Regions from separate parts of the Homo sapiens genome. Here region 2 is linked to region 1. A link is a loop called in an ENCODE intact Hi-C map of the cell type or tissue named here. Cell type or tissue: dorsolateral prefrontal cortex. All regions are shown on one strand. Each heading gives the region's core, and the rest is flanking DNA. Links, peaks and the distances in the headings are about the cores only. Region 1 overlaps SHANK2 (SH3 and multiple ankyrin repeat domains 2). Region 2 has its middle 75 kb from the start of DHCR7.

Region 1 (8,917 bases), core at 310-8,309:
TCTCAAACAAACAAACAAACAAAAAATTAGCTAGACGTGGTGGCACATGTGATTCCAGCTACTTGGGAGGCTGAGGCAGGAGGATCGCCTGAGCCGAGGCTGCAGTGAGCTGTGTTCATGCCTCTGCACTCCAGCCTGGGCAACAGAGAAAGACCTGTCTCAAAAAAGAAAAACAAATGTCTTTCCAGGCTCTGGGAAAGTTCCTGACTGGTGCACTCGGGAGACCCACCCTCGCCAGGGTGCACCACAAGCCCTGAGGCTCCTGGAGCTGAGGCTTTTGGAACCACAGGGTGAGCACAGTGTCTGGCACGTGACAAGTACAATCGGCCTATCCTGGATGAATGTTTAAAATCCCCTCACCGTTCGCCATCCTAGTGCTACGGACTTAACGTGTGTGTCCCCGCAAAATTCATAGGTTGAATAATCTCCAATGTAATAGTATGGAGAGGTGAGGCCTTTGGGAGGTGACGAAGTCAGGAGGATGAAGCCCTCGTGAATGGGATTAGTGTCCCTGCAAAAGAGGTCCCAGAGAGCTCCCTCGCCCCTTCCTCCACGTGAAGACACAGCAAGACAATGGCCATCCAAACCAGGAACTGGGCCTTGGCCAGATGCTGAACCTGCCGATGCCACGATCTCAGACTTGCAGCCTCCAAAATGGTGAGAGTCACACTTTTGTTGTTTATAAGTTACCCAAGGTATTTTGTAAAAGCAGCGTAAATGGCCTCAGACACTTGCTGAGAGCTATGAATGCTCCTTTGCTTTCGTAAGAGACAGCTGGGCCGCTGGAGCACTTTTCCAATCTCCAGTTTCCAGGACCCACCTCCTGCCTCCATCCCCAGGGAGTGAGGCCCGCAGATTGGTACTTAACCCACTTTGTGGTGAACCCCATGGCCACACAGGCAGAAATAGCGATGCCTGGTCCCCGAGTGGCTCAAGGTGAAGTGCGGGACTCATTTCCTGTGAGGTCATGATGGTCCGCAGATCAACCTGATGGGGTGGGAACTTTCCCAGCCTCTGCCAGCCTCGCTGTAAGAAAAGTCATGATTCTCTGCCCATCCAGAGCCAGTCTGGGCTGTCTGAGCAGGACTGTGGGACTTGGCACCCTTCCGCCTGCTGCGTCTAACACTCCTCACCAGCCTAATTCTTTGCCCCTACTCCGTACCTCTCTCAAAACACACAGAAGGGGGACAAATGCGGCTTCTGACACAGCAGGTTCCTGGGCCCTTCAACCTCCTGGCACGTGCTAGATTTCCACCTGCCCATTTTCTGTATGTTTCGGAACTAGAACTGATCAAATGCCCTCAAACACATGACTTACACATGGTGTCACTGAAAACCTGCATTGCTATTTACAAATCAGCATTTTTAAAATTCACAAATACGTTTTTATCTGCACATCAGAGGGTGATAAAAAACAAAAGCCAAAACCCAGAAGCACCCAGATCTTGCCGTCTGAATACCGCTTTCCAGGCAAATTCCAGGGCAGAGGCAGGGGAAGTATCGGAAGAGCCCAGAGCATCTTGTGCCATAAAGTGGCTGGTGTGTCAAGGATGGTGGGGATGCACCACATGGCAGAACACCACAGGAAGGGCAACTGCCGCCCACATCTGGACAACTTGAGCACAAAAATCAATAATGATAATGACAGATTAGAACTCAGTGAGCACAGTAAGAATCCTGCCGGGCACAGTGGCTCACGCCTGTAATCCCAGCACTTTGGGAGGCCGAGGCGGATGGATCACCTAAAGTCAGGAGTTTGAGACCAGCCTGGCCAACGTGGCAAAACCCCATCTCTACTAAAAATACAAAATTAGCCAGGCATGGTGGTGCATGCCTGTAATCCCAGCTACTCAGGAGGCTGACGCAGAAGGATCGCTTGAACCCGAGAGGCGGAGGTTGCAGTGAGCCAAGATTATGCCATTGCACTGCAGCCTGAGCAACACAGCAAAACTCTGTCTCAAACAAACAAAAAAGAATCCTTGCATGCATCTGATATAAGGAGGAGGGGCAGCAAAACAAAAACCGAGAGGATCCTGCTGGCTGAGAAAGCCATTGGTGAGCTCGCAGCTGCAGGGGAGCTCACCTGGAGAGCATCAGGGCCCTCAAAGGGAAGCGCTTCAGGCAGCTGCCCGGACTCTCCACCCCATGCTCTGCAGGGAGTGCAATTGGGCTCTCCTTAGGAACAGCACCAGGGGCCAGGGGCCAGGACAAAAGCCTCCTGGGTATTACAGATTCCTCCTCCTGTTGGTTAAGCAAAGTGCTCCGCCCACACACCCTATGCCTCAGCCCCCTCTCCACGCCTCCTCCTCGACTCGCACAGCACCCTGAAAGACAGCAGGGTGTTCATGGTGTGGATGTCTTATCTGGGACTCTGAGCTCAAGGCATAGTGCATTCCGCCAGGTTCTGAACACTCTGTGCAACGCCCCTGCTGCTCACCTGCAGTCTAACTTCAGTGCAATTTATGTGAACAGCACTTTAACAAGGTTTTTCCTGAAGCAACAACAGCAGAACACTAATACGGGGCTCACTGTGGACCCGCTTCCCTCCACCACGCCAGGCGTCCAGATCCCACTCTCTTCAGAGATGCCGCTTTTGACCCTCCCTGGAGCAGCCAGTAGGATCTGCCTCCCTTCCCCCAGCACCCACGGCCACACTAAGCAGCCCCTGCTGCCTCCCGGGTGGGTCTCCGCAGTGTGCACCGTAAGGGCCAGTCTGCCTGTACATCCCAGCCCAGCCACACGCCATGCCAGGTACACAGCAGGTGCCCCTGGAAGAGGAGCGTCTAAAGATAACACAACAAGATAACAAGGAGGACGCCGCCTGCCTAACGTGTAAATAACAGCCCGTTCCCTGCATACCTTCGTGTGGAGCTTGGCCAACTGTTTCTCATCGAGACTGGCTTGTTTATACACCCGCTTCTTGTATCGAAACTGGCACAGAAAACAAAAAAGAGAGAGAAAACAAGTCAATACTTCTCAGAGTTGTTCAGAGGGAAAACGGGCCTTTTCCTTGGCTATGTCACAGAAGACGGGGAACCCCACAGCAAACTTCCAGTTTTAAATAAATGACTGGTATTTGCACCCCAGAGCCTACAACATCCTCAGCATCACTTTTGTCAAGATTCTGTAGCAGTTTAGCTAAAAAGCCATATAAAGAAACAGGAGCAAGGGGAAGGGAAGATCCTGCAGGTGAGAAGCTGGGAGGTCTCCCTCCCGGTGACCGGCTCCCCAGCTAACTGAGTGGTTATGGTTCCTCCCAGGGGAATGGATCAGCCCTTGGCAAGGCATTTTTGGTAAATGAGGATGCTGCTTCAAACACCAGGTTTTTCTCCTACATTGTCCACCTTTGTTAAAACACACCCTAAAAGCCTGGGCTGGGAAAGGCCCCACCTCCTGTACTCCTGCAACCTCTGCCCAGATCGCTGAAGCCACTGTTTTTCCCTCCAAACAGCAGCGCCTCCTTTGAACTGGAAATTACATCACTGCATGAACCAAGGAGCACATCTTCCTCAGATGCACGGAGTAAGCAACATTGTCGGAGTGGGCTTGGTGAGACTCTAAAATACCTCCTCCCTCCTCCAGCCCCCCGCTTGGCTGGAGATGCTGCAGAAGGTCTGGGAAGGATGCTGAGCATTTAGGAGTCACTGGAGTTTGGAGCTGGGACCTCTGTTCCAATCCCAGCCCTAATGCTCTCAACTCACAGAGTTAACTCAGGGCTGGGCACTTTCCCATCTCAGTTTCCTTATCTGCCCCATGGGGATAATAGCACCCACCTCCCAGGGTGGCCTGAGCATTGAATGTGAGCTTCCTGGCACAGACCTGGCACTAGACAAGTCCACTTTATCTCTCCCTCCTTACTGCCCTTGATGCCGTCACCCTGCACGGTTACACATGTGCTCAGAGCCAGCAAAAACCGCCCCTGGGTAAAATGATGGTGCGGGGCAGGTGGCGGGTGAGCTCATCCTGAAACTGAAAGTCGCATCTCACAGAAAAGCTTCCAAATAAACAACCCTAGTCTCCTTTCTCCACCACGCCAAACAAAATGGCTATTTGACAAAAGACAAAATTCTTGTGCACAGACTGATACTTGTGGGGTTTTGTTTTCAACTGGCCAAATAAACCAGCTGTGAAATCGGAAAGTTCTGTGAAGCGCAGGCTGCACAGAGTTTGGGGAGAAAGTGCGCTGGTCAGAAGGGCATCCATTCATTTCCCAGAACAGAGCAGGCAGGAGGAGCTACAGGCCCATTTTAGAACTTCCACTTCTGATTCTAGATTTCAGGACAGCAGGTTCTGTGCGTCCATGCCCCGGGACCAATCACACCTCTGGTCCAGATTTCAGAAGCCACTGAGAATGATGCCAGGTGCCTTCTCAGGCTCATGATCATGTGGCTAAGCTTAAAAGTCTCAGGGAATTCAATTCCACGGGGCCCCTTTCCAGACATAAAACAATCCGCTTGGGCCCACAGCATCTCTGGGGCAGGAGGGTAAAGGACTCAAGGAGGGAGTGTTTATTCCAGAGTCACAAACATTTATAGCCCATAGCTACAGAGGACACCGGCTCAGGACCACAGACCCTTTTTCTTGCTATTTCTCCAACATTTCATAAGCAGCCCACCATATTGTGCTGAAATTATCTGAGGCAAAGAGCCCAGACTGATGCCCGCCCCTAATGTGTCAATCCCTGAGCCAATCTCAGCCTTTGCAGTGGGTCATGCAAAGGAGATTAATAAACCTAAGTATCGGCATCAATTTTGGCCGGGCGTGGTGGCTCACGCCTGTAATCCCAGCACTTTGGGAAGCCGAGGCAGGTGGATCAACCTGAGGCCAGGAGTTTGAGACCAGCCTGGCCAACATGGTGAAACCCATCTCTACTAAAAATGCAAAAATTAGCTGGGCGTGGTGGTGGGCACCTGTAATCCTAGCTATTCAGGAGGCTGAGGCACAAGAATCGCTTGAACCCAGGAGGCAGAGGCTGCAGTGAGCCGAGATCACACCACTGCACTCTAGCCTGGATGACAGAGCGAGACTCGGTCTCAAAAACAAAACAAAACAAAAAACAAAGTATCAGCAACAATTTCATGACAATGAAACCAGAGCAGCAGCTGCAAAGTCAATTTGGGGACTTGTGGATGGCCAGGCTCACAACGCACACACTGCTCCATGAACACTTCCTCTGGGCCTCACGACCACTCCCGGACATCACTACTAACATTCACTCAATGTCATGAATGGGAATCCGGGGCTGAGAGAGCATGGGTGGCTGGCTCGAGGTTGCACAGCTGCAGGTACTGGGGCCAGATGTAGAGGAGACTCCCAAATTCTCTGGTCTTCTCGCCCAGTTTTCCTGCCGTTATGGAAATGATCAGCCCCTGAAATGAACTGCATGGATTTACTCTTCCTGGTCCATCACCTCCCACTGGAGTGTAAGGTCCGTGGGATCAGAACCTTGACTTTTCTGTGCCAGAAAAGTGTGTGGTCCTTAGTTGGCCCTCAATGACAATTTTTTTCCCAATGGATACCCATTTTACAGATAAGCAAACTGAGGCCAGGACAGCTGAGTGATTTGCTCTAAACCACACAACTTCCAAGTGGCATCTCATCTTTTTCTACACTGAAACCCCTCCCTGAATCTGACACATGGTCCACACTGGGGATCCCAATAACCTCAGCCTCAGTGTCACAACGGAACTGAGAAACGTGCAGACGCGGCATCACCTTAGCCCTGGGTGGGCGTCCATGACATCTTGGGCTTCAGAGGAATCCCTAGTCACTGAGTAGAGAACCCACTTAGGTTGCTCAAGTGCCAGCTGCAATTACACACATGCAGCCTCTTGCTGTTGACTAAGCTAAAATGAGTGCAATCGCTGAATGATGCCAACATGTTGTGCAGGAGTAGAAATGATCCGTTTCTGGCTTCTCTTAACTGACGTAACCCAACACGTATACACTGCAGGAAACAATGCCTGTAAACTTGGGGCGTAGCAAGCCTGGGTGAGAGAGGTAGGGACAGGGGTCGTGCATCACGTGGAAATGTGTAGGGCTGCCCCGTCTTACGGATCAGCCACTTCTGGAGGGAGGCCCAGGAGCTTGTGGCTGCTGACAGCAGCTCAAAGAGCCCCGGTCACCCGGGCAGGAAGCAGAAGTGAAGCTGTGCTGTTGAGAACAGCTGGATGGTCACAGCCGCCCTGTTACTCAAGGACTCAGAGATGAATTGGAGAATGGTATGGTTTGACTGTGTGTCCCCTCCAAACCTCATGTTCAAATGTGATCACCGGTGTTGGAGGCGGGGCCAGGTGGGAGGTCTTTGGGTCCTGGGGCGGATCCCTCCTGAATGGCCTGGAGCCCTCCCCATGGTAGTCAGTCAATTCTCGCTCTGTTAGTTCACGGGGGAGCCAGGAACTACTCCTCCCCTGCTCGCTCTCACACCCCCTCTTGCCACCTAACATCTGCTCCTGCTTTGCCTTCTGCCATGAGAACAAGCTCCCTGAGGCCTCAATGCTGAGCCCATGCCGGCACCACACTTTCTGTACAGCCTGCAGAACCGTGGGCCAATTAAACCTCCTTTCTCTTAGCCAGCCTCAGGTTTTTTTGTTGTTGTTGTTTTAGATAGAGTTTCAGTCTTGTCGCCCAGGCTGGAGTGCAATGGCACCATCTTGGCTCACTGCAACCTCCACCTCCAGGGTTCAAGCAATTCTCCTGCCTCAGCCCCCCGAGTAGCTGGGATTACAGGCACACATGACCACACCCAGCTAATTTTTGTATTTTTAGTAGAGACGGAGTTTCACCATGTTGGCCAGGCTAATCTTGAACTCCTGATCTCAGGTGATCCACCTTCCTCGGCCTCCCAAAGTGCTGGGATTACAGGCATGAGCCACCTCACCCAGCCAGTTATTTCTGTATAGCAATGAAAGAACAGACTATCGCGAGGAATATGATGTAATTTAAAAATTCCTTCTTTGTGCCTGACTCCTGGCAGAGTTCCTAAAACCTTTGTACTGTCCTCAGTGATAAGAGTATCTCTGGAGCACTAATGAGATGACTCTCAACTCCCAGGTAGCTTCCAGGATGGGGGCTGGTGGCCGGAAGGATCAGACTATGACTCGAGGGTCAGGACTCCCAGTCGCCCTGCTGACTGGCAGGATGGAGTCCAATCACCATGGTCAGTGATTTCATCCTATGTAATGCCTATGTAATGAAACTTCCATAAAAATACCTCAACAATGGGGCCTGGGGGCTTCTGAGCCAGCAAACACATCCACATACTGGGAGGGTGGTGCACGCCCAACTCCACAGGGATGGAAGCTCCTGCACGCTGGGCCCTCCCGACGTCGCCTAGTGCACCTCTTCATCAGCTGTGCGTTTGTACACTTTGTAATAAGCCAGGGGTAGCAGTTAAAATGCCTTCTTAGGTTCTCTGAGCTGCTCCAGCAAGGGATGGAACCCAAAAAGGGGGTGGTGGGAACCCCTAGTTCACAGCCAAATGGGACAGAAATGTGGGTGGCCTGGGGACTTGACGTTTATGGAGGGCAGTCTTATGGGACTGAGCCCTTAAACTTGTAGTTAGTGTCAGAATTGAATTAATTATTGACATCCAGCTGGTGTCTGGAGAGGTGGAGAAGGAAAATACACCACCCATTAGGCGCTGGGAAGGAAAAATTTAAAACCCCTCAGAGAAGCATGGGGAGCCCCGTTCTCCATGCCCAGGGCCCATGGTCCTGGTTATGAAAGCCTGAATCAGACCCACGGTTTATTATTCACAGCAAGATTTCTCTGCAGGGATTCTTTGAATCTGTAGTGAAAAAAAAATGTATAAAAGTTGTACAACAGTGTGAGATTCATGGCAAAATCAGAAGCAACCTTTTATTAGTCCATTTTCACACTGCTATAAAGAAATACCTGAGACTGGGTAATTTATAAAGGAAAGAGGTTTAGTTGACTCACAGTTCCATATGGCTGCGGAGGCCTCAGGAACATTACAGTCATGGTGGAAGGCGAAGGGAAAGCAAGCACCTTCTTCACAAGGCAGCAGGAGAGAGAACAGCAAAGGAGGAACTTCCAGACACTTATAATAAAACCATCAGATCTCGTGAGACCTCACTTACTATCATGAGAACAGCATGGGAAACCGCTATGATCCAATCACCTCCTCCCTCAATACATGGGGATTACAGGTCCCTCCCTCAACATGTGGGGATTACAATTAGAGGTGAGATTTCGGTGGGGACACAGAGCCAAATCATATCAAACCTCAAGACCCCAGACTGATTTTTAAATGTGGGGATAATTTCCCAATGCAAATGGAATTGGTCTCGCCCCACCACCATGTCTCCCCCACCCACCATGGCATCCAGGCTGTGACACAACCACAGTCCATGCACTGTGGGCTGAAATATACCTCCAGGGAAGGAACGCCCTCACCCACGGGCTGTGGGTACTCGCGCAGGAGCCGCTCCTCATCCAGGAACTTGCCGTCACGCCCATTGCTGGCCGGCTGGAACAGGCCGTAGTTCAGGACATCTTTCAAACTCTGGGTTAATGTACACAGGATCCGCTGCTTTGCAACCCACACTGTGGCATCCGGGTTAAATCGAATGCATTTCTGCCAGGAAGGACAAAGACAGCTGATGAGTGACAGAGGACGCTACCTGAGTCACCCATGTGGGGCGCGTGGTCAGAGAGGCAAAGCTGCTTCCACCCCTTCCCGACACTTCCTCTGAGCAGTGAACCCACGGCTTTTCACAGTGAAAAATAAAGCCTACTGGTTGCTGGGACACAGACATTCGGTAAATATAAAAGGGAAAAAGGAAAGACCGAGGCATTGGTCTCTTTGGCCTTGATCTCACCATGGACTCAAATCTCCAGCACTGGCCGGGTGCGGTGGCTCACGCCTGTCATCCCAGCACTTTGGGAGGTCCAG
Region 2 (8,917 bases), core at 670-8,669, 260 kb after region 1:
TAAGCAGTTGGAGCTCAGAATTCAGATCTGTGGCACCAAAGCCTGTGCTCTGTAGACCTCATCTAAACACCCCCAGAGCTGGGGGCTGCAGCAAGACCACCATGGATTGCAAACTCCTGGGGCAGCACGTGGCGGCCACTCTTTGGATACTTGTGAAAGAGGAGTAGGAGGGCAGCCAAGAGCCTTGGCTGATGCGGCTTGGAGGGGGAAGCCCCGCCGGCAGGCTGCTGCTCCAGGGCTCATCCTTAAGGTTAAGCGGGGTGTCTGGCAAGCAGGTGTTTCAGCAGGAGCTGTAACGCGGCCTTTCCTGACGTCTGAGGCAGTGGGGGCTTCCCCAGCCAAGCGCCATGGCTGCACTGACCGAAAAGTGTCCCCACGGAGGCCAGGGAGCAGGGCAGGTGCCCGGGGCCCTCTGTGGTGTGAAAGAATTCACAACCACACTCCTCAGCGTCCTTGCTCGAGCAGGAGGGCCCAACTGTAAAAGTGGCCCCTGTGGGAGGCTCCTGCTGTGGGATCAGATCCCTGCAAGGGCACAGGTGCCAGAGAGCGCACCTGGGTGACGCCACAGCAGCCAGAGGTGAGGGTGGCATGCACTCTGCTCCTCCGTGGTGGAGCTACATCCACCGTGGTGTACAGGCAACAACCCACCTCACATCCGCCGCTGCATGGACCCTCATCAAAGGGACCCTCCTGCCCACTTTAAAGATAGGGAATCTGAGGCTCAGAGGACAAGCACGAGGCAGAGCCAGGAGTGGAACCCAGCCCTTCAGAGGCTGGACCAGGTGCTGGGTTGTTTGCGGTCTACACCAGAGCTGGCTCCTGAAGGGCCGCAGTGAGGCCACAGCCGGGCAGCCACCACCTGGTGCCTGTTGCAGGTACCGAGGGTGAAGACAGAGGACTCCCCCGAACTGCCCTGGTGTGGGGTACTCCCAGGAGGCTTCCTGGAGGAGGGGAGCATGAGCAGGTCTGCCATCTAGGCAGGTCCACTGCTGGAACCCACAATCCCCAAGTCTCGATTCTCAGATGCATTTCTCTGTCACGTCCAATCTGATGCCCACTGAGTGGTGATTTGAGCTCTGTCCACCGGTGCCTCTAGTCTTCAGGGCTGGGAATCCTGCTCAGGAGAGACCCTGGGCCAGAACTGGGACTAATATACATTTGTTGTCTTAAGCTGCTAAGATCTGGGGCAATTTGTTGTGTAGCAATACATCCCATAGCCAAGATGGACCGGTGTGGGATACCAACAGTCTCTCTACCATATCTGCTCTTAACCCTGCAGTCTGAAAACAAAAGACGGTGGCAGCAGCACAGCCAGAGGGGCCTGTGGAGCTGTGCCTTTGCAGGAGGCATGGCGGTGCAGAGCAGGGCAGGAGGCACAGCGGTGCAGAGCAGGGCAGGAAGCACTGACTGTCAGCCCCTCATCGCCAGCCAGCCTGGACCGGGGCATCTGCCTCAGCTGGAGCTGCAGCTTCCAGCAGGACCAGGGCTTCCCAGGCTGCTCACTGGCCTCCCTGATGATGGGCTCAGGCCCAAAAATGGCTGAGGAGACCCAGACCAAGCACTGCAAGGTGAAGCAGCAGGCCTGGCTGCATGAGGGCCTGCTGGGCAGAGCCCTGACCTCACAGGCAACCCTAAGTGCACTCCAGCACAGTGCTCCTTGGCTCACTACTCCTTAGTGCAGTACTTCTTGGCTCAGTACTCCTTGGCACAGTACTCCTTGGCTCAGTACTCCTTGGCACAGTACTCCTTGGTGCAGTACTGTTTGGCACAGTACTTTTTGGCTCAGTACTCCTTGGCTCAGTGCTTCTGGCCCAGCACCAGGTGAGGACCTGGTGCTCCCTGGAACAGTAAGTGCCTCTAGCATGGTGCTCCCTGTATTGATGGTCCTGGTCTGATGTTCCTTAGCCCAATGCTCCCTGCCTGGTGCTCTTTGCACAGTGCTTCCTGGTCTGCTGCTCCCCACAGGGGTTCCCCACCTTGCCACTGTCCTCCAGGTCCACTTATGGGTTTTGTAGGTCTCACTGCCCAGTCTCCCCATTCACTTGGCAGCCCCCAGCCCTGGCTGGAGGAGGGAGAAGTTTCCATCTCACAGAAAAATCAAGGAAAAGCGCTGAGGGGGAAAACAAGCTGGTGGTCTGCAACCAGTCCCTTGATATGATGCACCTGAACTTTGCATCAGCTTCCCTGGGAGGCCGCTTCACCCTCTTTCAGGGTCGAATCAGCCTCCTGCGAAAGGGAAAACGAAAATCTCCAGCTGGGCCTGTCAGCCAGCGGTTGGCTCGTGCTCAGCCTGGGCATGGGTGCCAGCTGGTGAGACAAAACCTGCACACGAGGCCTCTGAGTGGCCGCTTTGTCCTTCCAAGGAGAGCCACCTGCTGCATTCAGGTCAATTGCAGGCCTCCGAAAACATGACCTCGAGAACTTGTGTTTTCCTCACTTTCTCCAACCACGCAGCAGGGGCGAGCCTGCTTCCCGAGCGCAGCCACATTCTCAGACGAGATGAGAAGTGAGAAGAAACACAGCAAGCATGAAAACACACTCCCCACACTCCAGGCCGTCCATGTTTCCAATCCTCTGCCCAAACAAACAAAAATTCCTACAATTCCAGAGACGTCATGCAGTCTCTAACACCTGCACCAGCACAAAACTCTCTGCCTGACATTGGTTTTGAAAAACATACACTCAGCACAACTTAGACGCAGCCATTTGGGGGCGCTGCTTTTCTGCTGCTCTGAGATGGAAGACCTCTGATCTGGGGACACCTGGCAGGGGCCTGAACTTTCAGGACAATGGGGCACAGCTTCCCAGAGGTCAGTTTCCTTCAACTCTTCTTTTAGAGGAAGAATTGGATAATTTAATCGGTAAGTAATTTAAGACATTTAACCATAAAACCAACAGGTCTACTGTGGAGAGGAGTATCAACCTGCACACATTTTAAAGAGAGGACGAGAGATCTGAAAGACACGTCTAGGCTGTAGCAGCTGCTTTGTGCTCTCTACTCTCAGATCCCATGGAGGGGAGCAAGGCCTCCTGCTCCACCATTTGTGTCCTGACCCCATAGGGCAGCTCATGGAACAGCAGGAGCTGTGTCCCTAGTGTGAGTGTGGGTCCTAGAATGGCCCAGCACTACCAAGCTGGGTACAGAATTCAGGCCTCTTGGTTCCTGGTTCTCTGTCCTGTACCCTGCACTACCCTGCTGGCCTCATTAGGGATGGCTTTGCAGAGCTTCCCATCCCCCCTGAGTTTGCTGCTTCACCTGAGGGAGATCCAGCTTTTTCTAGTAGGCTGAGCCCCATTCTGCAACCATCAGCTTGTAAGAGAGGAAAGCTGCTTGCCCCAGAGCTCTGGCCTTCACTGGCCTCATTTGGCCAGCTCTATCCCAACCCTACCAGAGGGGCCCAGCTAGACTCGGGGGTGGGGCTGGGATGAGAGTGTGGCATTGCAAGGAGGCCCAGGGCCCCAGGCGAGCAGGACACTCTCCCCAGAAGCAGTAAAGACAGGCACAAATGAAGGAGGATGAGAGGAGTCTATGAGGAGACCCAGGGAATCAAGAGAGGAGGGAGGTTGGAGCCTGGTGGGGAGAGCCAGGCCTCGCAGGCACCAAATGATCCACTCTGACTGAACCTTCCAGTTACCAGGGCTATCTGTGGCATAGATGACCATTGGGATTACAAGGAGTCTGGGCCACTTCCCTGCCCTTTTGCAGGGCCAGCGAGAGAGCAGAGGGAGTGGGTGTGCATGTGCTGAGCCCTCCACTCATGTCTACGCATCTGCTCCTCCAACACCCTGGGAGTTGGTGTTGTCAGCCCATGTGGCTGAAGAAGAAACAGGCCCTGGAGGGTGAAGTGATTTGCATTACAGCTTGTCCATACTGAGTGAAGCTGGAATTCACACGCAGGCTACCTAACAAATAGCAAGCATCCTTTCAATCCCCAGCCTCTGGGCCACACTGGCAAGAAGGACAATGGGGATTGTTGCTACCAGCATACCTGCCTCATTGCCATAGTCTCTTACCACCATCTTCATTCCTTGACCATGATGGAAAAGTCTATTCTCAACCTCCTTTGGAGAATGGATTTTTACACCAAAAGCACTTGGAGCGTTAGCAACTACTGACCTCTTCTGGACTGAGAAGGCAGACCCAGAAGACGGATACCACGACATAGTCAGTCCCCTATGCCAAAGGCAAATTTCAGATGTGATGCCTTAGTTCCTTGAAAACAGGAAATATTTCTTCTATTTCTCCTGAAACTCTGCCTGGAGGCCTAGTAGAAATCTAGGCACAGAGTAGATGTATCAATCCCGCCACTTGGTGGCTTAAAAGAACAATTATTTATCAGGTAATGATTCTGTGGCCCAGTGACTTGGGCTGGGCCTCGCTGGTTCCTCTGCTTATTTTGGTTGGGCTTATTCATTCATCTGTGGGCAGCTGGTGGTCAGGTAGTTTCATACCTGCATTTGGCAGTTGGCTGCTGATTAGCTGAGAGTCAGATATAGTTACTGGGGGTTACTGGGCCATATGTCTTTTGTGCATCCGCCAGTTTGCATGGTGGTGGCTGCAGGATTTCCAAGAACAGCAAGAGAGGAATCCCAATGCACAGTTACTTTTTACCCCTTAGTCCATGGAACATTGCATCATGTTTGCTAATGTCCCATTGACTAAAGCTAGTCACATGACCAACCCATATTCTAGGGATGAAGAAGTAGTTTCCAGTTCCTGATGGAAGGGGAAGAATTTGTAGCCCTTTTCGCAGTCGCCACAGTTGGTGGTCACAGACGTTTCCTAGGACATTGTTGCCTCATTCTCTCTCCCCTCTTACCACCTGATACATAATTTCTGCTGTGGCCATAATAGCCTTAAAATGCAGTGGTTTTATTTCTAGGCTTTCTCCTCCTTATGCAGCAGCTAAGCTCCCCCAGGCAGGAATTACAGCAGGTATGTCTGTTTCCCCAGCTCCTAGCATAGGGTCCGGTGAATGCTTACTCAGTGAATGTTTATTAAACAAGTCATTGAATTGTTGAATTGAATATAAAGTGAAAATGGCTTCAGGTGAGCAATGTGTTAATTAGACCCAGGAACTGAAACTCCAGATGGGCAGAATGCAAATTAGAAGAACTTTTTAGAAGCACTGTATTACCACAAGTTCAGCGTGATTTGATTCCCCTCAAGTATTCTAGGACATCTGCACTAGTGCTAGCCCACCAGAACTTCCTGTGGATCACAAGTGGGTGAGGTTCTTAGCCTCTCTCGGATATTTGCCCTCTCAGGAAGCTGGTGGGAATGATGGAGTATCTCCCTGGGAAATGCATACCTGCACTATATCACTGGGGCTCAGTCTCAGAGAACAGGATGCACTGCAGCTAGTTTAGCAAGAAGGAATTAGTTTCAGGTTACGGGGGGCAAATAGAATCATTGGAGAGGCTGAAGAAATGGTTGTGGAACTGAATATTCAGGAACGACTTTGAAAACAAAACCGAGCTAGCAAAGGAGCTGCTTCCTCTTTGCCAACAGGAAGCCACCTGCTCAACTGGGAAGCTGTAGCTCCTCCTCCAGCTCCAGAATCAGGCCACCATCAGAGTCAGGAGATGGCCACTGTAGACGCCACCCAGATAGGGAAGCTGCTGGAGGAAGGGTCAACACCTCTGTGCGGGGGCTTGCCTGCAGGAATGCCAAACAGTGCTGGCAGAGCCTTTGTCCTGCAGGAGCGTTCAATTAGATACAGGTGCTTCCATTAGGAGCTTGCTGCAAGGGATTCTGGGAAATGCAGAACAGGGAGACACTGGGTAGGTTAGGATAGAGGGGAAGCCCTCTGATCTCCACCCTCGCTCACCCACAATTTCCCAATCTCAGCCCCCCACTATCCACTACAGTACATGGTAGTACCATCATGAACCCCAAGTTAACAACTTTATTTTAGTTTTAGATATGTGGCAGAAAAATAATTTTTTCAAATACTTATGTATTCCTAATGAGAACATTTAAAATCTACTCTCTTAGCAATTTTCAAGTATATAAGACATTGTTATTAACTATAGTCATCGTGTTGTACAGTAGATCTCTTGAACTCATTCCTCCTAACTGAAAGTGTCCTTTGACCAACGTCTCCTCAATCCTCCTCCCCTACCCTAGCCCCTGATAACTACCATTTTACTCTCTATTTCAATGAGTTTGACATTTTTAGATATCACATCCAGTATTTGGCTTTCTGGGCCCAGTTTATTTCACTGAATATAGTGTCATTCGAGTTCATTCATATCATTGCAAATGACAAGACTTCTTTCTTTTTTAGGGCTGAATAGTATTCTATTGTTTATATCTATACCACATTTTCTTTATCCATTCATCTGTTGATTGACACTGAGGTTGATTTCATAATTTGGCTATTGTGAACAATGAAGCAATCAGTGTGGGAGTGCAGAAGTCTCTTTGCCAAGTCGACAACTTCATTAATTCTTATGAGTTAAAAATCAATTTGGAATATTTTCTTAGAGAAAAACAGGCAGTACAGTGAGAATATGATCATTTGTTCTGAATTACAGAACTTGGTAGTGCATTAAGGAGAATGGAGTCAGGATTATGATTTTTGTTTGTTTGAGAAACAAACAAAACAAGTTCCAGTTACTTATCTTTCCATAGAGTCCCCTCTGTAGATGCCCGGGCTCCTGTTCACAGCCTTGGTGGAGGACATGGCATACGATGTGAATTATAGCAGATGCCAGCTTTTGTCCAAATTTGCCCAGAAGGAGAAAGGCAGGAGGAAGAGAGAGAATGAGAGCCCACTTTCAGACAAGTGCCAGTGATACTAATCAGGGTGCAGACACAGGGCTTTTGCAAAGAGGACTTGCCAAGGCTTGCAGTTGGCCAAGGATCACTGTGCTAGGGTTCAAACAGAGATAGGGCATGCTCCCAAGGGAGCCCCTGGTTTGGGTCAGTTCTTGGGAAAGACCAGGTTGGAGGAAGGCAGTTCTAGAACTTTCTACCCTATCTCTGAACACCTTAAAAATATTTTTACTCAACTTAGGTCCATCGGTTAAATAAATACAGTACCTGTTTCATAGCATAATCATGATTAATAAACACATTTTTTAAAAAATTCTGTAAGTGTTAACAAAGTATATCCTACTTTTGTGGTGGAGACTACCAGGAAGTATTTGCCTGTCCCAGTATAACCTAAAAAGACCACCGTAGAGATCCACAAGAAATGCTGGTCCCCTGATCAGCAGTGGCACCAACACCTGAGAGCTTGTTAGAAATGAAATTCTTGCTGATTGAGAAATGCTGGGGTGGGGCCCAGCCATCTGTTTTCAATCGACCCTCCAGGTGATTCTGATGGATGGTTTGGGAACCATTGGTTTATGCCAGCATCCCCCTCCCTGAGTTTGCTGAGAACTTTACCGCTTACAAAGTGTCTTGCATTTGCTGTTTCACACTCATTTGTATAACAGCCCTACTGGTAGAAATTGGGAAAAGGATAGAGATAGAGATAGAGCTAGAGATAAGGGTACGGATATGGATAGAGACAGAGAGGGATAGGGTTAGTGATAGGTAAAGGAATGAGATGAGGATAGAGTTAGGGATAAGACAAATAGGGATAGGGATTATCTTATTTCATTTTCTGCTGCTATAACAATACCACAGACTGGGTAATTTATTATATGAAGAACAAAGGTTCATTTGGCTCATGGTTCTGGAGGCTGAGAAGTCTGAGAGCATGGCACTTGCATCTGGTGTTATCCCATGATATAAGAGTGAAGGGTGGAAACAAGCACACAAAACAGAGTAAGCAAATGGGGGGATGAACTTATCCTTGTATCAGGAGACTACTCCCACAATAACTAACCCACTTCCAAGATAACAGCATTAATCCATTCATGAGGACAGAGCCCTGATGACCTAATCACTTCTTAAAGGCTCCACCTGTTAACGTTACTATTACAATGGAAATTACATTTCAGCATGAATTTTGGCGGGGGGCATTCAAATCACAACAAGAATAAAGATAGAAATAGGAATAGGGTTCAAGATAGATATAGAGATAGGAGTGGACACAGAGATAGAGACTGAGATAGGGATAGAGTTAGGGATAGGGATAGGGATAGAGAGCAAATTGTCACCTCATGACTGATGAGCAGAGGGGGTATCAGAGTGGTGGTGCAACCTCCCTGAAATCACACATCACATAATGAGCCAGGACTGGCAGTTCCCCTTTCCCCATTATTTCAACCTCAGGAAGATAGGGATTGTTTGAAATGAGGATTAAACCAATGGCTTCTCTGTGCTGTACAGAATTTTAAATGAAAATACAGGCTTCCATCCCACATAGAGTGCAGCAAAGTGGCTGCCATGAGCCTGAGATAATAACTTCTGCCATGACTGTGATGACTGGCTGCTCCTTGCTCAGGGTGGACCAGCACTTCCCTCTCCTCCTCTCATCTTCTGGCTGCTGAGTTCCATGGCCAGAGCCAACCATGTGGGTCGGCAGACAGCAAACTTGAGGGCTTCAATAATACTTACTAAGTCAGTTCACTCATTACATTGGATCATTTTAATTTGTAAATGATCATTTTTCCTCTTAAGCTATGCCCCTCTTTCTAAAGAACACACACAGTGGATTCAGTCAAGGATTCAACAATCTTCTACACATAAGCAAGCTCTGATGCTGGAAAGACGTGCATGCAGAATAACTTTGGCCAGAGTTGGAAGCCATCTTGAAGATTATCTGGCCTGATTCTTTTTGGAGACACAAAAATTGAAAGTTGCGTTGTTCATTAACTTTCAGGAAATTGATAGGTTTCATATTGAAGCTTTCAGTATGTTCAAAAAGTCTTCTTATCTAGGGCTTCTTTAGTTTAACATTGTGTCATGCTTTGTTTAAAAAAATTACCAAGTCCAAGCAATGACTTGAACAGAAATTAA

What was found. Peaks named below come from ENCODE experiments on the same cell type or tissue, not always from the same donor. Only the 100,000 strongest peaks of a DNase experiment are listed, where the experiment ranks them.
Region 2: a loop joins it to region 1, with 2.6 times the contacts of the local background. A loop is called at or near these places in 9 of 110 quality-filtered maps.

The regions. Positions count from the first base shown.
Region 1 is chr11:71,110,434-71,119,350 of GRCh38, forward strand. SHANK2 (SH3 and multiple ankyrin repeat domains 2) reads right to left here. Exons shown (of 26, transcript NM_012309.5): 4 at 8,396-8,599; 5 at 2,860-2,931. Among named protein-coding and RNA genes, the nearest start is that of SHANK2, 140 kb to the right of the region's middle. In dorsolateral prefrontal cortex, for the core only: a CTCF peak has its summit at 4,213; a DNase peak (open chromatin) is centred at 4,228; H3K4me3 peaks cover 514 bases.
Region 2 is chr11:71,368,798-71,377,714 of GRCh38, forward strand. No RefSeq gene overlaps it. Among named protein-coding and RNA genes, the nearest start is that of DHCR7, 75 kb to the right of the region's middle. RefSeq lists a silencer at 5,096-5,145. In dorsolateral prefrontal cortex, for the core only: CTCF peaks have their summits at 4,149 (motif pointing left) and 4,349; DNase peaks (open chromatin) are centred at 2,326 and 4,127; H3K27ac peaks cover 972 bases.